2 separate regions of the Homo sapiens genome follow, and region 1 is linked to region 2. Evidence: chromatin loops called from intact Hi-C (ENCODE). Cell type or tissue: breast epithelium. All regions are shown on one strand. Links, peaks and the distances in the headings refer to the core of each region. The heading gives the core; the rest is flanking DNA. Region 1 has its middle 12 kb from the start of TXLNG. Region 2 overlaps TXLNG (taxilin gamma).

Evidence for each region. Hi-C counts contacts between places; a loop is a spot of excess contacts. Peaks named below come from ENCODE experiments on the same cell type or tissue, not always from the same donor. Only the 100,000 strongest peaks of a DNase experiment are listed, where the experiment ranks them.
Region 1: a loop joins it to region 2, with 20 times the contacts of the local background. A loop is called at or near these places in 5 of 110 quality-filtered maps.

The regions. Positions count from the first base shown.
Region 1 is chrX:16,768,867-16,780,345 of GRCh38, reverse strand. No RefSeq gene overlaps it. Among named protein-coding and RNA genes, the nearest start is that of TXLNG, 12 kb to the left of the region's middle. RefSeq lists enhancers at 7,817-8,342, 8,343-8,868. In breast epithelium, for the core only: no CTCF peak of the experiment used is centred there; no DNase peak of the experiment used is centred there; H3K27ac peaks cover 395 bases.
Region 2 is chrX:16,820,271-16,831,749 of GRCh38, reverse strand. TXLNG (taxilin gamma) reads right to left here. Exons shown (of 10, transcript NM_018360.3): 4 at 3,486-3,656; 5 at 1,980-2,174. Among named protein-coding and RNA genes, the nearest start is that of TXLNG, 40 kb to the right of the region's middle. RefSeq lists enhancers at 2,739-3,238, 4,369-4,884. In breast epithelium, for the core only: a CTCF peak has its summit at 5,413 (motif pointing left); a DNase peak (open chromatin) is centred at 3,288; H3K27ac peaks cover 1,248 bases.

The DNA.
Region 1 (11,479 bases), core at 1,056-9,055, 51 kb after region 2:
GCCACCACACCTGGCCATTATTATTTTTGAGACGGGGTCTCACTCTGTTGACCAGGCTGGAGTACAGTGACACGACCTTGGCTCACTGCAACCTCCACCTCCCAGGCTCAAGCGATCCTCTCATCTCAGCTTCCCAAGTAGCTGGGACTACAGGAGTGCACCACCATGCCTGGCTAATTTTTTGTATTTTTGGTAGAGATGGGGTTTCACCATGTTGCCTAGGCTGGTCTCAAACTCCTGAGCTCAAGCAATCCACCCACCTCGGCCTCCCAAAGTGCTGTGATTACAGGCATATTCGACTTTATATAGCAGCTCTGGTTAATGTGTACCTATTCCCTGACAGAGAGTGTACTCTGGGTGATCCCTCCAGGAAGCCCCACTGGTCCCAGGATATCTTAGTTGCCTGTGTTATGTACCCCTAGCATACTGTACTTCCCATACCAGGCCAGTCCCCACTCTTCAAGGCAGTGGTTTGTCTAATTGACTCTTTCCCCCAGCCAGATGGTAAACAAAGTGAGGGCAAGGACTGTGCCCATAAGACTCCTATATTCCCAGTGCCCAGCAGAATGCCAGGCACAGTCTGCACACGGTGGTTCACGCCTGTAATCCCAGCAATTTGGGAGGCCGAGGCAGACAGATCGCTTGAGGTAAGGAGTTCAAGACCAGCCTGGCCAGCATGTTGACACCCGCCTCTATCAAAAATACAAAAATTAGCCAGGCATAGTGGTGGGCGCCTGTAATCCCAGCTACTACGGAGGCTGAAGCAAGAGAATTGCTTGAACCCTGAAGGTGGAGGTTGCAGTGAGCCGAGATCGCACCACTGCACTCCAGCCTGGGCGACAGAGCAAGACTCCACCAAAAAAAAAACAAAACAAAAAAACCCAGGCACAGAGAAAGCTCTCCACACATACTTATTGAGAAAAAGATCCCCTGAATAGGTAACTGCATTAAGAAATCTGTTTTCTGAATCTGTTCAGATGAGGACCAAACCTTCAATTCCCCAAGGTGATATCCTATCCCTTCTTGTGACATCTTGGAGAGTTTTCTGACAGCAGTGTCCCTCTGCAACACTGTGTAGACCCTCCAGCAGCCAAGGGACCAAGGTCATTCCAGGATAAACTTGGTGGCAATAGAAAGTTTTCATTCATCAGTTAAACAGGAGCACTGTATTAGTCACCAGGCATACCTTGATTTAGAATAAGGGGTACCCAGGCCAACACTGAACACTCACATGTACAACAAACAATAAAGTAATTTATAAAATGGAGGTATTGCAGGGTAACCTCTTGAGGGTTATTTTCTACTGGTGGTGGGGAGGTTTAAGGATGGTTTAAGGTGACATCTGAGCTGTGTCTAAAGGGTCAACAGAAGTTAAATTAGCCACACTAGTCTGACTTGTCCACCTCAGAGTACTTTCACAGAAAGAAAAGCTCCTACTAACTTTTAAATCAGCCAAGAGTATTGTTTCATCAAAAGAGTTGAATTTCATGTTTGTTGCATACTATTGGGGTTGTAGGTAGTGAAAAAGAGTGTTTGCCTCTTCATAGAACAAAAAGCTTATTGTTTAATATGATTACACAATACCATCTTTCTGAGCTAACCCTGATTTTAGTCCTTGTAGGAATTTGGCCAGTTTCTGCATTTGCTATAGATGTCCACATTTCTGGCAGACACTGAAAGATTTAGAAAATGATTATACTTTATACACAGATCACTCAGGCATACTGATGGCAGGCTATGGAGTGTACTATTAGATTGGCACACACCAGGGTGCCAGCTCTAGCAGAAAGAGGATTTTTAAAATAAAAACTCTTCTCATGTATGGACTATTGGGAGAGAGTATGTGCGTTTCAAAAATTCGAATACGTATATTGCATATTTCAGAGTATTGGGATTCATTCATTTTGTTTTGATATACTTCCCCAAGTCTCGCCTATAATTATAGACTTCAAGGACATGGAAACAATGTTCATGTATAGAGACAATGGAAAAGAAAAATACAAACTACAAATAGGTTTAGGCTTTATTGAAAATCTCGGGGCCAGGAGTGGTAGCACATGTCTGTAATCCCAGCACTTTGGGAGTTCGAGGCAGGGGGATTGCTTGAGGCCAGGAGTTCAAGACCAGCCTGGGCAACATAGGGAGACCCCATCTCTACAAAAAATAAAAAATTAGCCTTAGCCAAGTGTGGTGGTGCACACCTGTAGTCACAGCTACTTGGGAGGCTGAGGCAGGAGGATCGTTTGAGCCTAGGAGGTTGAGGCTGCAGTGAGCTGTGATCATGCCAGTGCATTCCAGCCTGGGTGACAGAGTGAGACCCTGTCTCAAAACAAAACAATTTTTTTTTTTGAGACAGAGTCTCGCTCTGTCACCTAGGCTAGAATGCAAAGTGAGACCCTGTCTCAAAACAATTAAAACAATTTTTTGTTTTGACAAACTGAGACCCTGTCTCAAAACAATTAAAACAATTTTTTTTTTTGAGGCGGAGTCTTGCTCTGTCACCCAGGCTAGAGTGCAGTTGGCACGCTCTCGGCTCAATGCAACCTCCGCCTCCCGGGTTCAAGTGATTCTCCTGCCTCAGCCTCCTGAGTAGCTGGGATTACAGGTGCAAGCCACCACGCCCAGCTAATTTTTGTATTTTGTGATCCCAAAGTGCTGGGATCACAGGTGTGAGCCACTGCGCCCAGCCGAACAATTTTTTCAAGTTTTTTTTTTTGTTTCATTTTGTTTTAAGAAACAGAATCTCTTTCTCTGTGTTACCCTGGCTGGAGTATAGTGGTTTTCATCCTAGCCCACTACAGCGTCAAATTGGGCGACAGAGTAAGACCTTGTCTCAAAAAAAAAAAAAAAAAAAGAGAGAAAAGAAAAGGGCTGGGCTCGGTGGTTCACGCCTGTAATCCCAGCACTTTGGGAGGCCAAGGCAGGTGGATCACCTGAGGTCAGTAGTTCGAGACCAGCCTGGCCAACATGGTGAAATCTCATCTCTACTAAAAAGAAAACACAAAAATTAGGCCAGGCACGGTGGTTCATGCCTGTAATCCCAGCACTTTGGGAGGCCAAGGTGGGCAGATCACTTGAGGTTGGGAGTTCACGACCAGGCTGACCAACATGGAGAAACCCCGTTTCTACTAAAAAATACAAAATTAGCCAGTCGTGGTGGCGCATGCCTGTAATCCCAGCTACTTGGGCCGCTGAGGCAGGAGAATTGCTTGAACCCGGGAGGCGGAGATTGCGGTCAGCTGAGATCGCACCATTGCACTCCAACCTGGGCAATAAGAGTGAAACTCCATCTTAAAAAAAAAAAAAATTAACTGGATGTAGGGGCGCGTGCCTGTAATCCCAGCTACTTGGGAGGCTGAGGCAGGGGAATTGCTTGAACCTGGGAGGTGGAGGTTGCAGTGAACTGAGATCGCACCACCGACAGAGCAAGAATCCGTCTCAAGAAAAAGAAAAAAGAGAAGAGAAGAGAAGAAAAGAGAAGAGAAAAGAAAGGGGAACCATCCTGGCCAACCTGGTGAAACCCCGTCTCTACTAAAAATACAAAAAATTAGCCAGGCATAGTGGTGGAAGCCTGTAATCTCAGCTACTCGGGAGGCTGAGGCAGTAGAATCCCTTGAACCCAGGAGGCAGAGGTTGCAGTGAGCTGAGATTGTGCCACTGCACTCTATCCTGGGCGACAGAGTGAGACTCAAAAAAAAAAAAAAAAAAGAAAAAAGAAAGAAAAAAGAAAAAGAAAGAAATCAGCATCCAGTTTAAACCACTGTAATTCTGGATTTTTCTGTCACTTGCCATCAAGCTGATTCTGAAATCACAGAAAGATATATATAGATTTGCTTCTAGGGAAGAGGGTCTATGCTTTTTCACTCACAGTCACACACACACACACACACACACACACACACACACACACAGATGCTCACTTCCTCCCATCATCACATCATCCTCTCTAAATGGTTGTTTTCATTTTGTTAATTTAATATCTTAATTTTTTTTACATTATTTTCATGTAGATATTATTCACAACCTAGTTGTATAGTATCCTATTAATAATTTCTTTTTTATGTTTCTTTTTTCTTTTTTTAAAATTGAGATAGGGTCTTGCTCTGTTGCCCAGGCTGGTCTCAAACTCCTGGACTCAAGTGATCCTCCCACCTCAGTGGGAGCCACGGTGCCCTGCTCCATGTTTCTTATCTTTTCTCTTCTATTTTCCTATATCCTGTTTTGCTACAGACAGTTCCAGGGTTACAATTTTTGATGTTGCGATGGTGCCAAAGTTGTATGAATTTGACTTTGAGTACCCATACAACCATTCTGTTTTTCACTTTCAGTACAAGTATTCAATAAAGCACATGAGATATTCAACACTTTATTATAAAACAGCTTTGTGTTTGATGATTTTGACCAACTGTAGGCTAATATAAGTATTATGAGCTTGGCCAGGAGTAGTGGCTTACGCCTGTAATCCCAGTACTTTGGGAGGCCGAGGTGGGCAGATCACCTGAGGTCAGGAGTTCGAGACACACCTGGCTAACATGGTGAAACCCCATCTCTACTAAAATACAAAAATTAGCCGGGCGTGGTGGCTGGCGCCTGTAATCCCAGCTACTTGGGAGGCTGAGGCACGCGAATCACTTGAACCTGGGAGGCAGAGGTTGCAGTGAGCCGAGATCGTCTCACTGCACTCCAGCCCGGGCAATAGAGCAAGACTCCGTCTCAAAAAAACAAAGTATTATGAGCTTACATTAAGGTAGGCTAGGCTAAGTTATGATGTTTGGTAGGTTAAGTGTATTTTTTTTTTTTCCGAGATGGAGTCTTGCTCTGTCTTGCCCAAGCTGGAGTGCAGTGTCACCATCTTGGCTCACTGTGGCCTCCACCTCCCAGGTTCAAGCAATTCTTCTATCTCAGCCTCCCGAGTAGCTGAGACTACAGGCATGTGCCACTACACCTGGCTAATTTTGTATTTTTAGTAGAGAAGGGGTTTCACCATGTTGGCCAGGCTGGTCTCGAACTCCTGACCTCAGGTGATCCACCCGCCTTGGCCTCTCAAAGTGCTGGGGTTACAGGCATGAGCCACCACGCCCGGCCAGGTTAAGTGTATTAAATGCATTTTCCACTTATGATATTTTCAACTTCTGATGGGTTTATTGGAACATAACGCCATCATAAGTCAGGAAACATCTGTACTTTGTAGATGATCTCAACTTTGTCTTCTAATACTACTAATGAAGTTTTGATCAATGTCATATTTTATTTACTTTTTATTTAATTATTAATTTGTGAGACAAGTCTTGCTCTGTCACCAAGGCTGGAGTGCAGTGGTGTGATCATAGCTCACTGCAGCCTCTACCTCCAGGGCTCAAGTTGAGGCAGGAAAATAGGATCTGGAGGTAGGGAATATAAGGCCGATTCACACTTCAGCTATGACAGGAAATAGCCTCTCCATAGGGCGTAGGCCAAGTAAATGATTGTAACTTTACTTTATCCTCTTCATTTACATAGGGCATACCTCAAGTAGAGGTTATTTTTAAACTCCCAAAAATTCTGAAACAGGGCCTTTGAGCTATGCTTGGGCCTGCTCAAACCCTGTGGAGTGTACTTTCATTTTCAATAAATCCCTTCATTCCTTCCTTGCTTTGTGCGTTTTGTCTAATTCTTTGCTCAAGACGCCAAGAACCTGGACACTCTTCCCGGGTAGCAAAGTGATCCTCCCACCTCAGCCTCCCAAATAGCTGGGACTAGAGGCATGCACCACCATGCCTGGCTAATTTTTATTTATTTATTTCATTTTATTGGTAGAGACTTGGTGTTACTATGTTGCCCAGGCTGGTCTTGAACTCCTGGGCTCAAAGGATCCTCCCTCCTTGGCCTTCCAAAGTGCTGGGATTGGTGTGAGCCACTGCCCCCAGTCTGCAGGACAATTCTTTTTTTTTTTTTTTTTGAGACAGAGTTTCACTCTTGTTGCTCAGGCTGGAGTGCAATGGCCCCATCTTGGCTCACTGCAACCTCTGCCTCCTGGGGTCAAGCAATTCTCCTGCCTCAGCCTCCCAAGTAGTTGGGATTACAGGCATGCACCACCACCACGCTTGGCTAATTTTGTATTCTTAGTAGAGACGGGGTTTCACCATGTTGTTCAGGCTGGTCTTGAACTCCTGACATCAGGTGATCCTCCTGCCTTGGCATCCCAAAGTGCTGGGATTACAGGCGTGAGCCACCACGCCAGGCTGACAATTCTTGAAGAGTAAATAGCTTTTCCCATCAAAAGGAATCAAGATTCCTTGAAGAAATGCCTGCTTCCAGGTCTGAGGAAAGGAAATGTAAATTATTACCGATTTTTCTTATTTTTCCTACTATGTTAAGCACAGAAATTCCCAAAAACATAACCACAAATAGTTAAAAAAATATATAAAAAAAAGATGGCCAAGTGCGGGTGGCTCACGTCTGTACTCCCAGCACTTTGGGAGGCCAAGGCGGGCGGATCACCTGAGGTCGGGAGTTCGAGACCAGCCTGACCAACATGGAGAAACCCCGTCTCTACTAAAAATACAAAATTGGCCCGGTGTGGTGGCACATGCCTGTAATCTCAGCTACTTGGGAGGCTGAGGCAGGAGAATCGCTTGAACCCGGGAGGCGGAGGTTGCGGAGAGCCGAGATCACGCCATTGCACTCCAACCTGGGCAACAAGAGCGAAACTCCGTCTCAAAAAAAAAAAAAAAAAAAGATATAGCCGCCATTTTGGTGTAAGCCTCCCGAGTCTTTTCTATGCATATGAGGCAGGAGAATAGGGTCCGGAGGCAGGGAACCTAAGGCCGATTCAAGCTGGCTTTCTAGAACTAAGTCAATGGCCGGGCGCGGTGGCTCACGCCTGTAATCCCAGCACTTTGGGAGGCCGAGGCAGGCAGATCACCTGAGGTCGGGAGTTTGAGACCAGCCTGACCAATATGGAGAAACCCTGTCTCTACTAAAAATACAAAATTAGCCGGGCATGGTGGCGCATACCTGTAATCCCAGCTACTCAGGAGGCTGAGGCAGGAGAAGCGCTTGAACCCGGGAGGCGGAGGTTGCGGTGAGCCGAGATCGTGCCATTGCACTCCAGCCTGGGCAATAAGAGTGAAGTCCGTCTCAAAAAAAAAAAAAAAAAAAACTAAGTCAAAAGGAACATCCCAACTTTCCACAGGTAAATAACAAAAGGATTGTAAACTACTCCCTTTGCAAATCCACCCCACCCCCACCCCACCTTTCTGTGCGGCAGATGGAAAATTGAAAGCATTTCTGATTGGTTGCCTTCTTTTCTTTCTTTCTTTTTTTTTTTTTTTTTTTTTTAGGGGGGTGGGGAAGTTGTCTACCTCTGTGGCCCAGGCTGGAGTGCAGTGGCACGATCTTGGCTCACTGCAATCTCTGCCTCCCAGGTTCAGGCGATTTTTGTGCCTCAGCCTCTCAAGTAGCTGGAATTACAGGCACGTGCCACCACGCCCAGCTAAATTTTTTATTTTTAGTAGAGATAATTCCTCATGTTGGCCAGACTGGTCTCAAACTCCTGACCTCAGGTGATCCACCCGCCTTGGCCTCCCAAAGTGCCGGGGTTCCAGGCGTGAACCACCACGCCCAGCCTGATTGGTTGCTTTCTGTAGCCAATCAGACGTTTGCATAGGAGTGAGTGTAACTTTGTAACTACACTTCATCCTCTGATTGGTTGCTTTCCACAACCAAACAGACTGATTGCAGGCCGCTATTTCATTTACATAGGGTGTACACCATGTAACCAATGGGAAACCCCTAGAGGGTATTTAAATTCCAGAAAATTCTGGGGCTCTTGAGCCCCTGTACTAGGCCTGCTCCAGCCTTGTGGAATGTACTTTTGTTTTCAGTAAATCTCTGCTTTTGTTGCTTCATTCTTTCCTTGCTTTGTGCGTTTTGTCCAATTCTTTGTTCAAAACGCCAAGAACGTGGACACCCTCCACCGGTAACACAAAAGCATGCCCAACACACACATACACGGGCATTTTTGGAAGAAAAAGTGTAATCGTATTAAATATTTTTGTAAATTGCCTTTTATATTTCATTTAACATTATATTGTGAACCTTCTCTTATGTCAAATGTAGCGCTTGGACGTCATTTTTGAAAGCATTCAAGAAATCCTTTATCCAAAAGAAATCACAGTCAGGGCATCGGTGAACAAAACAAATTGGTTGAGTTTCCCGGGTGGACTCTGGACTGGGCCTTTTCCCTACCTTGCAGGCTGCAGCCATGCTTGGGAGCTACGGCATTAATCTATAGGGCAATGACTCAGCTTCATTTGCATAACCATGGTGCACTGCATGCAATATATTTACAAGTTAAAAGCCGTAGGTGTCCTTTAAACCTGCTGTTTTGAAGAATGATACTTTTCCTTACACATTCGCCTGAAAGAAGTGCTGTATGTATTTGAGCTGGGCTTAATTTCACCCTCAGTGTACCAGAGGTGGCTGTTACCTGGCAACTGCCTTTCCAAGCTTGCTGTTGTTTTTTCTTGTTTTTAGATTAATAGAGTTAGTCGTTTTTTTTTTTTTTTTAATTCTGTTACTATTTTATGAGACAGGATCTTGTTCTGCTACCTACACTGCATTGTAGTGGTACAAATATGGCTCGCTGTAGCCTCGGCCTCCTGGGCTTAGACCACCCTCTTGCCACAATGGTAAATGCCCAGCTAGTTTTTTATTTTTACATTTTAATTATTTGTTTTTTTTTATTTGTTTTTTTTTGAGACAGCGTCTCACTTTGTTGGTCAGGCTGGTCTCAAATTCCTCGGCTCAAGTGATCCTCCCACAGCGGGGATACAAGCATGAGCCACTGTGCCTGGCTTTCCCTTTTATTAAAGATTTAAGCAAAAATAAAACTAAGTAGAGTTTGTTGGGGGTTTTTTGTTTGTTTTTTGAGACAGTCTTTGTTGGGTTTTTGTTTGTTTGTTTGTTTTTTAAGACAGTTGCCCAGTCGCCCAGGCTGGAGTACAGTGGTGCAATCACAGCTCACTGCAACCTTGACCTCCCAGGCTCAAGTGATCCTCCCATCTCAGCCTCCCGAGTAGCTAGGACTACAAGTGCATGCCACCATACCTGGTGAATTTTTTGTATTTTTATTAGAGATGGGGTCTCACTATGTTGCTCAGGCTGGTATAGAACTCCTGGGCTCAAGGGATCTGCTAGCCTTGGCCTCCCAAGGTGCTGGGATTATAGGCATGAGCCACCAGGCCCAGTGAGTAGAGTTTTAACTGGGTGTTTTATTGAGGTGTGTAATGTTGGGACCTGTCTTCTCCTTGTTTTATGTAGCTGTAGTTTCTTGATTTCTCTTATGCTATGTAATATCTGACTTTTATGGTAGCTGTTTCTTTTAGTTCTACTACATATGTAGTATAGTTGTACCTGTATTTGGAGTTTACGTAGGTCTTCTCTCCAATCTTGCATTTTCTGTTTAACATTACATTTATGAGATTCATAGATTCACTCACAGCACTGTGCACAGCTGTTATTTTTTCGTGTTCTTGGCTCTTTGCTATGGTTATCACACTGTCATTATAATTCCATTCTACTGTTGATGCACATTTGGGTTGGGTGCAGCCTGAGGTCACTAGAACATCACTTTTATTGACAGTCGTGCATGTGCCACCTACTAGCACATGCCATATGATGTTTTTATCTTCCACTTTACTAAGTAATGGTAGTTATTTTCATAAGTGGTTAATACCATTTGGTATTCCCTAGGAGAGGAACTGCTTGCTGGGCAAAGAGAAGTACATATTCAACTTTTCATTGAAGTAATGCCAGTTTTGGCTTACTTCCAAAGAGATTGTGCCAGTGCATAGTTGCGCCAATAGCACGTCGATGTTCCTGTTGTTTCACATGCTTACTAACTCTTGATATTTTCAGACTTCTACTTTTTTTTTTTTTTTTTTTTTGAGATAGGGTCTACTCTGTCACCCAGGTTGGAGTGCAGTGGCACGATCTCGGCTTACTGCAACCTTTGCCTCCCAGGTTCAAGTGGTTCTCCCACCACAGTCTCCCAAGCAGCTGGGACTACAGGCGCGCACCACCATGCCCAGCTAATTTTTGTATTTTCGTAGAGATGGGGTTTCATCATGTTGCCCAGGCTGGTCTTCAACTCCTGAGCTCAGGCAATCTGCCCACCTCAGCCTCCCAAAGTCTTAGGATTACAGGCGTGAGCCACTGCACCCAGCCTTCAGACTTCTACATTTTTGACCATCTGGTGGGTATAAAATATATCACTTAAAATATTTGCACACAATTCCATCATGTGGATGAACCACCATTTGTTCAAATCAAGATTCTGGTGTATGACATATAGGTACCTGCCAATTTTTCTATTGTATACTCAAAGTCTTGCTTGTCTAATTGCTTCCTTAGCATAAATTCCAAGAGTAGAAATGTCGGGTTAAATGTTCCTCACATTTAACATTTTGATGCTTGTTACCCGACTGCCATTTGGAAAGATTTAACAATTTTACACTCCCATCTACAGTATTTTTATGCTTTTTCCCCATACCCGTGTCAAAATTAGGTATTAAAAGAAATCTACAAAAATTAGCTGGGCATGGTGGCAGGTGCCTGTAATCCCAGCTACTCGAGAGGCTGAGGCAGGAGAATAGCTTGAACCCTGGAGGCGGAGGTTGCAGTGAGCCGAGATCGCACCACTGCACTCCAGCCTGGGCGACAGAGCAAGACTCCGTTTCAAAAAAAAAAAAAAAAAAAAGATGCATGTCCTTAATTTTAGAAGTCAAATTACACAAGGCTTTTAAAACAACAGAGACCCTTGACCAGTGCTTCTCTCTTTGTAACTACCCAATGGGTTCATTTTGCCCACTGCCCAGATGGAGCCGATTTATCAAAACAAGGGAATTGCAATAGAGTTTAATACACACAGAGCTGGCTGAACAGGAGACCGGAGTTTTATTATTACTGTGAATAGAAAATATCTTGGGCCCCCAAAATCACTAAGCTAAAGGGAAAATTCAAGCTGGGAACTGCTCAGGGCAAACTTGCCTCCCATTCTATTCAAAGCCATCCCTCTGCTCACTGAGATAAATGCATATCTGATTGCCTCCTTTGGAAAAGCTAATCAGAAACTCAATGCAACGGTTTGTCTCTCATCTACCTGTGACCTGAAAGCCCTCTCCCCTTTCGAGTTGTGCGCTTTTGCTTCCAGTTGTCCCGCCTTTCCGGACCACACCAATGTTCATCTTACATATGTTGATTGGTGTCTCATGTCTCCCTAAAATGTATGAAACCAAGCTGTGCTCTGACCACGTTGGGCACATGTTGTCAGGACCTCATGAGGCTGTGTCACAGGCACACATCCTCGACCTTGGCAAAATAAAGTTTCTAAATTAACTGAGGCCTGTCTCAGATTTTTGGGTTTCACATTCCTGAAATCAGTCTCCCTGAAGATTTGGAAACTGAGGTTTTTAAAGGATAATTTGGTGGGTATGGG
Region 2 (11,479 bases), core at 1,421-9,420:
AAGACACATACAATATGATTTAAACAAATCTGATTTTCAAATCTGCTACATCAGTTATGAGGTACATAGACTGTCAAAACAAACAACAAAACTAAAAGAATCATTTTAAGACAATTAAAGGCTTTATAATCTAATAAAAAGAAAATTTAACCTCTATGACAAAAAAGACGTTTCTTCAATAAATACAGTGTAAGAATAAAGGGGGGGAACCTATATTTTAGAGACTGGCGTTATATAAACCAGTGAAATGGACTTTCTTTGGATCTTGTTTCAAACAATTTCTCTTTTAAAAAGAAGCTGATCCAAAAAATTTGAATAGTGACTAGATACTTAATATTCAGTAATTGTTATTTATTTGAGACAGTCTCACTCCCATCACCCAGCCATGAGTACAGTGGTGGTGATCCTCCTGCCTCACTCTTCCGAGCAGCTGGGACTACAGGTGAGTACCACCTCACCCGGCTAGTCTTTGTATTTTTTGTAGAGACAGGCTTTCGCCATATTACCAGGCTGGTCTCGAACTCCTGGGCTCAAGCAATCCTCCTGCCTTGGCCTCCCAAAGTGCTGGGATTACAGGCGTGAGCCATTGCACCTGGCCTATTTGTTAATTTTTTAGGTATGAAACTGGTATTATGGTTATACTTAAATCCTTACTTTTTTGAGCTATACATTCAAATATCAATGGAATATTTGACATCTTGGATTTGCTTCAAAATAATCTAGGGGAACAGAGATGAAATTATCAGCCATGTACAGTGGCTCACATCTACAATCCCAGCACTTTGGGGAGCCAAGACAGGGGGATCACCTGAGCCCAGGAGTTCAAGACCAGCCTGGGCAATTTAGCAAGAAACTGTCTCTATACACACACACACACACACACACACACACACACACACACACACACACACACACACACGGAATTACGGTTTCATCTGCTGAAGCCAGGTGCTATATTATCTCTCTACTTTTTGTTAAGCTTGAAATTTTCCATAATTTTTTTTTAAAAAAAACAAAAGGCAGTAAGAAAAATAAAATCTTTAAAAAAAAAATAGCAGTTTTTGAAGGGCTGTATGTAAAACTATAAAGTTTGAGTTGAAAACAAGATAAAGTAACACACAGATGCCTGATCTTTTTTTTTTTTTAATTTGAATCAGCTTTTTGAATCCATTTCTGTAAGGAACATAACATAACAAGCCCAACATTTTACTAAATGTTAAAAGGCAGAGATGCACCATTTAAAAAAACCTAAAGCCTCTAACCCTGTCCATCGGCCCTCTAAAAGTGAGGAACTTGAAAAACCAGGTTAGTACCTTCTAGCAAATAGGTACTAACCTGGTTTTTCAAGTTCCTCGCTTTGTTCAGAGGACACTACCTCTGAACTTCCAGATTAGCTTATAAAATAATTCCAAAAGTCTTCATTGAAGGCCAATGGCCAAGTTCATTAGCCATGGATCTTCCCAGTAAACTTTTTACCCTCAATGGGCTTATGTGTGAGGGGTTAGAAGGGGTTAGAAGTAGGTTTTTCCTCCCAAATAATATAAAGCCCTCATTTAAAAAAAAAAAATCTGAAACATTAACTGTACAAGTATAATGCAATGGTAGTGGATACTGTAGAGATTATCATAGATGTCTGAGATACAGGGTATTTGGGGCCCAAATATTTATTCACTATTAGTCTGGATAAGGGAAAACAATCTACATGCGAAAATTGCAATCTTCCAGTATTTCATGGAAGACAAGCAGTACTTAAACGGGTCTCCTAGAAATAACCTCAAATAAGTCCCAAACCCAGTGACTCCTGGGACATCAAGTGATGATCTCATTTGTGGTGCCTGATCGTTTCCTAATAAATAACCGACTGCCACTATGCATATGCAAAGTTCTGAAACACCCGTGACAGCAGTTTTACTTTAGGTATGAATGGTGACACTTTTGCTAATCTTGAGAAGCCGTTTAAATAAACCAAATGCCATTACCTCTTCCCTCAGTGCGTACTGTTCGATGAGCTTCTTTAGCTTCTCCCCCAGCTCAATGTTTTCCTGTCGGAGTTTGGCGTTGTGGATGTCATGCTGCTCCAGCTGGGCTTGAATTTCATTTAAGGTAATCTGGAAATGTGCAGTTGCTTCTTTACGTCGTTCTTCTTCCTCTCGTGCCTGCTGCATATTTTCCTCCTTATTACCCAAAATAATTTTTGTTAATAATACAGACCTATAGAGAAGATGCTCACAAGAGAAGCTGCTGCAATGTGGGTTCATTTGTTGCTGCCCTGACGTGTTGCTTCTGAACTACAATTCCTCCCCCTTATTTATGACCAGAAGGCTATCACTGAAAAGCAAGCAGTTTTTCCTAAGTAGACAGATAACCAGAGAGATGCAAACTGTCCTGCTACAAAATAAATGTTATGGCTGTCTACAATTCACTCTACTGCAATACTCGCCGGTTACACAGGCCATCATCTTAGATGGGTCGGAAGAGATCCTGCCCCCTTGCAGCTTACTTTCTGGGTCACACTTACTCCCTAAAGGGCAAAGGACAAATGGAATCCTCATCTCAAAAAGCTTCCTTTCTGTAACTACTTTCTGATGATTAAAAAGAAAAAACAAAAAATTCAAAGCTTACTTTCAATTCTTGCTAGGATATGAGTGTCAAAAGACCTTTACATGTCTGAACTGTTACCAGCCTACTCAAAATATTGATTTCCTATGGGAAAAAAAAAATACCACTTACTTTGACATCTAAATCCAAGGGCTCAAAAGCAAAGAAGGTAATAATGGCTCCCATACCAGGTGAAGATCCATTTCAAGAGTGCACTTATAGTCTAGGGCCTTGGGAGTTTGTTGGGGCATAAAGGGAGTTTATTGGGGCATAAAGGGCATAAAGGGAGTCTGTCCCATTCTAAGAGGCAGATTCCTTCCCACGGCTCTGCTCCTTTCCTTCTTCCCCTGTTGATATCAATGAATCTTTGGATACCTATTCCCTCTTCCTTTACAATCAGCCAAGGTATAAGTGGTTTCCTAAAAGTACTTAGCAACTGAATGGCTGGGGGTGGGCCAGTGGAACTGGGCAATGCTCCACCCAGGAGCTCAGCAGTTCTCCCTTCCCAGACTGTCTGTTACTAGTTTCTCATTTCACTGCAGCTTTTCCTACTTGGTGATCAGCTGTATCAGTGCTCAGCAGAAAACTGGCAATTCTGAGCTTCCTAAGCCATGGCTCTAAGCAGGAGGGCCTTGAGCGTAGATTCCCGGGAGCCAAGTATGAGGCAACTAAGGTGCTCTTCCTTGAACAGGAAACCAAAACTTACGTAGAAAGAATTGGTCTTACATTTACAATGACCTCACACAAGGCATCAGGCCAAGCAAAATAAAAAGCAAGGCAGTATCTGTCTCCAAGTAGAGACAAGGATTTATTTCAGATAGGCACAGGGTTGATTATGAAATCAGATAAGTCCCTCCTGAAAAAAACAGACAAATGAAGCAACTAACCTTTAACGTCTTATTGTGACGCTGAAGTTCTCTGCAAAGAGATTCTAGCTTGCTTCTTGCCAAGATAGCCTTGCTATGTTCACTCTGCAAGTGAACTTTCTCTTTCACAATCTGGGCTTGCTTCTTCTGCAGGATCTTCATTTGCTTCTGAACACTCCTGCTCTCCTCCAGCTAAAATTCATAAGCACTTTGTATTTAGGAAGTACAGTAAAAATCTTACAGTTATGGCTAGAATTATAATGAGAGCTATGGAACACATTTTCAAAAAGTCAAATACTATGGTTTAATATATTATTTAAATTGTTTCATGCCATGCTACACTGCCACCCTTCTCTTCTCTCCTCTTCCAGTTGTGACAAAAAAGTAAGCAAATTTAGGGCAGCAGAAAATAATCCATCTTTTTCTTTTTTAAAAAAAAATCCTTTAGACAGATTTAATTTTCACAACCCTTTATTATCCAGGTTTTATAGAAGAAATGTATAAGCCTGGAGACATTAATAAGTTGCCTAACATTCTTTAATTAGTACAGATAATCAGTAAGGGGTGAGGTGGGATTTGAACCCAGCAGCCTGAATCTCTGGCTTTCTTGACTTCCGTATTGGCCTGCTATCCCCTGGGGTCCTGAATTTTGCCAGCTTTCTGACTTCAGACACTGATCACAGATCTTCTCCCTGCTTTCAACCCAACAACTCACAAGCAACATGGGCTCCTCAACTTCCAGCTATGATCTTGTGCTTTTTGAAGGATGATGCCCTTCAACTGGATACCTCCTGCCCCTGAATTTTCCTGGGCCCACTGGGAACACTGCCCAAGTATTCCAGCCTTAACCCTTTGGAAAATAAACCAGCTCCAGTTCTAGCTGAAACCTACTCCAATGTTGAAGGCCAGGAGTGACTCAGTGCTAAAGCCAGGCATGTCCCGAATTGCTGTTTGCTGGGTGAATGTCTGTCTAGATCATTTCCTACCTGGCAAAAAACCCGCTGAAATCCAAATATTTTAACAATCAATTTATTGTGCTTTGGGGTTTTGATTTTTTTATTTTCATTATCATTTTTTTAGATGGACTATTATTCTGTTGCACAATCTCGGCTCACTGCAGCCTCCACCTCCCGGGTTCAAGCGATTCTCCTGCCTCAGCCTCCCGAGTAGCTAGGACTACAGGCACCTGCCACCACGCCCAGCTAATTTTTGTATTTTTAGTAGAGACAGGGTTTCCCTATGTTGGCCAGACTGGTCTCAAACTCATGACCTCAATTGATCCACCTGCCTTGGCCTCCCAAAGTGCTGGGATTACAAGCATAAGCCACCATGCCCGGCCGGGTTTTGCTTTTTTGAGATGGAGTTTCACTCTAGTTGCCCAGGCTGGAGTGCAATGGATCGCGCCATTGCACTCCAGCCTAGGCAACAAGAGTTAAAGCGATTCTCCTGCCTCAGCCTCCCAAGTAGCTGGGATTATAGGCATGCGCCACCACACCCAGCTAATTTTGTATTTTTAGTAGAAATGGGGTTTCTCCATGTTGGTCAGGCTGGTCTCGAACTCCCGACCTCAGGTGATCCGCCCACCTCGGCCTCCCAAAGTGCTGAGAATACAGGCATGAGCCACCGTGCCCAGCAGGTTTTTGTTTTTTTAAATGATGCTTTAGGAGTCGATACCATCAAGTTTTACACCCACAGGCTACTATACTGAAACAGTCATCAGAATCTAAAACTCAGTAAACAGCACTCAGGGTTCTTTGTAAGAAGAACTGCTGCAGTTTTGGGTATGGAACAAATCAGTCTGTTTCAAGGTTAAATCAACATGAACAGATAAGATGGCAGCCTTACTGACCTTTCAATAAAGCTTTTACTGAAAAAGAAAATGATGCTGAGTCACAATTTGAAGAGCAAGAGTGACATCTTGTGGCCTACCAAAACATATCACGCATCCTTACAGCCACATTTACAGATATTAAAAACACCTTTACTGAAATTCTTGCAGGAAAAAAAATCATTGTTTTTGCATAATTTTGTAAAGCAAAATTACTGCGAACTGTACACGGCTGCCCAGTTTAAGAGGCTGCAGGTCCGGCACATACTAGCTGTAATTTCACCAGGGTGCAGAGCTCCTGCCTTTCCTGACCCAGGGTTAGCGCAATCCTGAATCCGGCGTTCATTATTCCTTCGCTTTCCTTTCTATATAATTTCATTTCATCTGTGTGCACTTCTCTAAAAAAAAAATCCTTTTGGTTTTAGCTGTTTTGACTTTATTGTAGCTAGTGCAAATGAGGAATTGAAATTTTCATTTAATTTACACTAATTTAATAAGCCACATGTGGCTGATGGCTACTGTCTTGGACAGCGCAACTCGATTACATTGCTAGGACTCATCCACATTGTTGGCGTGTAGCTGCAGATCAGGACTTAGCAGATTTTTTCTGTAAAGGGCCAGCAAGTAAATATTTTAGGCACTGCAGGCCACATATGGTCTCTGTCACGTGTTCTTTATTTTTAAACATCTTAAAAATTAAAACCATTCTTGTGGGCAGTGTAAAAACAGACTTCGGATGCATTTGGCCCACAGGCTGTATAATATTCCACTTTTTAAAAACACAGCACACACACAAACATACCACACAAAGTGAGAACCTGTCTCTAAAAAATAAACAGTGAGCCATGATTGCGCCACTGCACTCCAGCCTGGGTGGTAGAGTGAGACCCTGTCTGAAAAATAAACAAACAAGTAGATAAAAAATAAAAACACACCACACATACACACAAAACTCTTTATTAATCCATCTTCTTGCATCAACAGGCATCTGGGCTGTCTCTAGGTTTTGTTATTACTCACAGTGGTATGAACATTCTCATGTGTTTCCTGGTATACACGTGTCAGGAATTTCTCCTCTGTGCAAACATCAGAAATGAGGTTGCTGGGCAATGATTTCTAAATGTTTGATTTCACATGACAATGGTGAATTGATATTCCCAACAGCAATATATAAGAGACCACGTAGATCCACATCCTCTCCAAAATGATCAGATTTCTTCATTTATGCCACTACAATAGACGTAAAATGGCATCTCACTGTGGTCCTAATTTGCATTTCCCTAATCACTTATCAGGTGGAACATCTCTTTGAATGTTTATGGACCTTTATGTTAAGGTATCTTCGTATCTTTGTTTTTCCACTTCTATGAAATGTCCCTTTCATGTCTCTCATCCAGCTTTCCATAGGGCTATTTGTCCTTTTCACATTAGTGTTCTTTAGATATTCTTGATACTAAATCGCCTGCTGGTTATATTTGTTGGAAATATGTTCTCCCCAGTTTGTAATGTCGTCTCACTTTTTTTTTTTTTCTGAGATGAAGTCTCACTCTGCTGCCCAGGCTGGAATGCAGTGGTGCGATCTTGGCTCACTGCAACTTCCGCCTCCCCAGTTCAAGCGATTCTCCTGCCTCAACCTCCTGAGTAGCTGGAACTACAGGCGCGCAAACACCATGCCCGGCTAATTTTTTTTTTTTTATTTTTTTAGTAGAGACGGGCTTTCACCATATTGGACAGGCTGGTCTTGAATTCCTGACCTCGTGATCCGCCTGCCTCAGGCTCCCAAAGTGCTGGGATTACAGGTGTGAGCCACCGCGCTTGGCCATCTTCTCACTTTTTTTCAGGGCATCTTTTGACGAAAACAAAGTTCTTAATTTCAATAAAGCAAATTTGTACAATCTTTCCTCTGACAGTGCTTTTTGTGCTATAAGAAATATTTCCTAAACTCAAGGTTTGAAAAATATTTATCTATTGATAAATCAAAATAATATCTACAAATTTCAAAGCTTAATTTTTGACATTTAAGCCTTTAATCTATTTGGAATTGATTGTTGCCTCTGGTGTGTAAGGATCTAATTTTACTTTTTCCTCAAAAGGATAACTTTTTTTTTTTTTTGGAGATAGCATCTTGCACTGTCGCCCAGGCTGGGTTGCCATGTGGCACGAACTCACTGCAGCCTCCAATTCCTGGGCTCAAGCAATCCTACCACTTCAGCCTCCCAAGTAGCTGAGACTACAGGCGTGTGTGCGTGTGTGTGTGTGTACAGGGTCTTGCGACGTTGCCCAGGCTGGTCTTGAACTCCTGATTGTAAGCAATCCTGCTTCAGCCTCCTGAAGTGCAGATGCTACAGGGCTGAGCTACCATATCTGGCCAGGATAACCATTTTTTAAGTTACATTAATATCATGAGGATGGCAATTCTCCCCCAAATGTATCTACAGATTCTGTGAAATGCTCTTTGAAATCCCAAATAGTGCCCCCCAACACACGGAACTACTAAATTGAATCTAAAATCTATAGAGAGTAAAGGGCCAAGAATAGCCAAGATACTTCAGAAGAAAAGAGTAAGGAGAATGGAACCTACCCCAAGCATATATTAAGATTATTATGCTATAATAATCTGTACAAACTGACTACAGGATGGGAAAGAATAGCATTATAAAGTACTTAAGGATCATGTTAATGGTATCCACAGCTAAAAGCAAAATGCTACAATTTCATGAATCCATGTGATCTGGTGAACATGTTGGCCACAGGGTCTCTCCAATGGACAATCCCAGTTACAGTGCACAGAAATCCATTCCAACTGCTCCACAAAACAGTTATGCATGTCAGTGCAACAAGCACAATGACATCAGACGATATATGTCATAAACGGGCAGAAGACAGTGATGGCAAAAGGGAAGGGAACTTTTCAGAATAATCCTTGGGAAAAGGCTGTGACTCCCTTGGTGACCTCACATATATATACTCCACTTTTTTTTTTTTTTTTTTTTTTTTTTGAGACAGAGTTTCACTCTTGTTGCCTAGTCTGGAGTGTAATGGCACGATCTCGGCTCACCACAACCTCTGCTTCCCAGGTTCAAGTGATTCTCCTGCCTCAGCCTCCTGAGTAGCTGGGATTACAGGTATGCGCCACCACGCCCAGCAAATTTTGTATTTTTAGTAGAGACGGGGTTTCTCCATGTTGGTAAGGCTGGTCTCGAACTCCCGACCTCAGGTGATCCGCCTGCCTCAGCCTCCCAAAGTGCTGGGATTATACGCCCGGCCTATATCTACCTTTTAAGTGAAATATGTGTTGCTTCAAGAAATCAAGCTTTAGAACATTTTCTGGAAACAATACACATTTTGTCTTTCAAATTTTTGGCACAAATCTGTATAAAAGAGAGATTACTCACTAGGCAAGTCTTCAATGTGTCACATCCTGAAATGAACACAGTCATTACTGCTGGTGCTTAGCAATAACCTTATCCACAATCAAAACAATAAAACCAAAAGTCACAAACAAAAACACCCTAGACCCCTGCTACTTCAAGTGTGATCCAAGGTCTGGCAGCATCATCACTGTTGCCCGGGCATTTGTTAAAATGCAGATCCTCAGGCCCCAACCAAGGCCTAGTGAATCAGAATGTGCATTTTAACCACAAGTTCAATGATCGGTGTGAGTCTGAGAACAACCACCCCAGATCACTGTTTGTTCTCTCTTCTAACCAATTCATGGCTGTCTGTCATTGTCACATCACTGGGTTGGGTAGCTAACCTTCGACACTGCTTTTTCTGGTTTTTACTCTTTTCTCCATTTTTTCTTTTCCCTTTTCTGTTCTTGTCTTTCTTCTTTTTCCGCCATTTCTTGCATGATTCTCCCCATGTGAAAGGCACCAAGGGGGACTGGCTTCCACAGCCAATGGAAGCATTCCTTTCCTGAAGCCATCAATCCAACCACGCTGTGTTTTCGGCCATCTTTGCATTTGTGACTGCTCTGGGACATTTTCACTGATGCACAGGGCGTCCTGTTGCTACAAATAGTGAAAGGTGCCAAGCTGCTGAATGCCAGCTAACTGAGGTATACCTGGACCACTTCATAAACTAAGGGAAAGTAACTGTCATTTTTTTTTTTTTTGAGTCAGAGTCTCACTCTGTCGTCCAGGCTGGAGTGCAGTGGCGCAATCTCAGTTCACTGCAAGCTCCGCCTCCCGGGTTCACGCCATTCTCCTGCCTCAGCCTCCCGAGTAGCTGGGACTACATGCACCCGCCACCACACCCGGCTAATTTTTTTTTGTATTTTTAGTAAAGACGGGGTTTCACCGTGTTAGCCAGGATGGTCTTGATCTCCTGACCTCGTGATCCACCCACCTCGGCCTCCCAAAGTGCTGGGATTACAGGCGTGAGCCACTATGCCTGGCCTGTAACTGTCATTCTTGAGGCAATAAACTAACAGAATTCAGTTTTTTTATTTTTTATTTTTTTGAGATGGAGTCTCGCTCCGTTGCCCAGGCTGGAGTGCAGTGGCACGATCTCGGCTCACTGCAAGCTCTGCCTCCCGGGTTCATGCCATTCTCCTGCCTCAGCCTCCCGAGTAGCTGGGACTACAGGCGCCTGCCACCATGCCAGGCTAATTTTTTTTTTGTATTTTTAGTAGAGACAGGGTTTCACCGTGTTAGCCAGGATGGTCTCGATCTCCTGACCTCGTGATCCGCCCACCTTGGCCTCCCAAAGTGCTGGGATTACAGGCGTGAGCCACCGCGCCCAGCCTCAGAATTCATTTTTTTAGAGCTGATCATTGATTTAAAAAAAAGTAATGGCTTATGATATGGAATTAACTGTTTTAACAGATGAAGATGCATATAAATTGTACATGATAATTCACCTAAGTATGTCACAAAAGGCAATAATTTTAGCATTTATATTAGAACCACTTATTCTAAAAGCTTCCCGCAACCATTCCTTTAAAGGGTTCTATGATTTTCCCATTCTTCAATTCAAATAGGATGGCAGGGTTTCCAAGTTGAAACTGCCCTCACGGGCCAGGCACAGTGGCTCATGCCTGTAATGCCAGAACTTTGGGAGGCCAAGGCGGGCGGATCACAAGTTCAGGAGATGGAGAGCATCCTGGCTAACACGGTGAAACCCATCTCTACTAAAAATACAAAAAATTAGCCAGGCGTGGTGGCACGCGCCTGTAGTCCCAACTACTCAGGAGGCTGAGGCAGGAGAATAGCTTGAACCCGGGAGGCGGAGGATGCAGTGACCCAAGATCGCACCACTGAAATCCAGCCTGGGTGACGGAGCGAGACTCCGTCTCAAAAAAAAAAAAAAAAAAGAAAGAAAGAAAGAAAGAAACTCCAAAAAGAGAATTAATGCTACCTGTAATACCTGTAATATAGCTGAGAATGGACGGGCGCGGTGACTCATGCCTGTAATCCCAGCACTTTGGGAGGCCGAGGCGGGCAGATCACGAGGTCAGGAGATCAAGACCATCCTGGCTAACACGGTGAAACCCCATCTCTACTAAAAAATTAAAAAAACTAGCCAGGCGTGGTGGCGAGCACATGTAGTCCCAGCTACTCAGGAGGTTGAGGCAGGAGAATGGCGTGAACCCGGGAGGTGGAGCTTGCAGTCTGCTGAGATCACACCACTGCACTCTAGCCTGGACCACAGGCGAGACTCCGTCTCAAAAAAATAAAATAAAATAATATAGCTGAGAACAAACTCTTTGATAAGGTCACTGTTTCTAGAAAATGGAAAAAAGGATGCTTGACACATAGTAGATGCTAAAGAAGTATTTCTGAGACAAAGTATTGTTTTAGCAGATGATTTCATGTAACTCACAATCTCAATCAAAACAGTCCTCAATCTCTAGAATTCCCTTAGGAAAAGTTTAAGACAGGAACCACTACACCCCAACTGAGTGGCACCTAAGGCATCACAACATAGCAATGGAAAGGCTGACTTAGACTCTAAAACTGAGTTTTAGAAAATCTATGCCACATCTTAGTATTACAATGTTCCCTATATATTACCTCATAAAATGAAACTATACAACCAATAAAAAGCCCCAACAAAACAGATTCTCTTCTTCAATTTCAGAATAAAATATAATTTTACATTTAAGGCCATATCAAATTTGTACTTTAAGAAACTTATCAAGCACACACACATTTTGTTATATTTTATATGGCTCTCACATCCT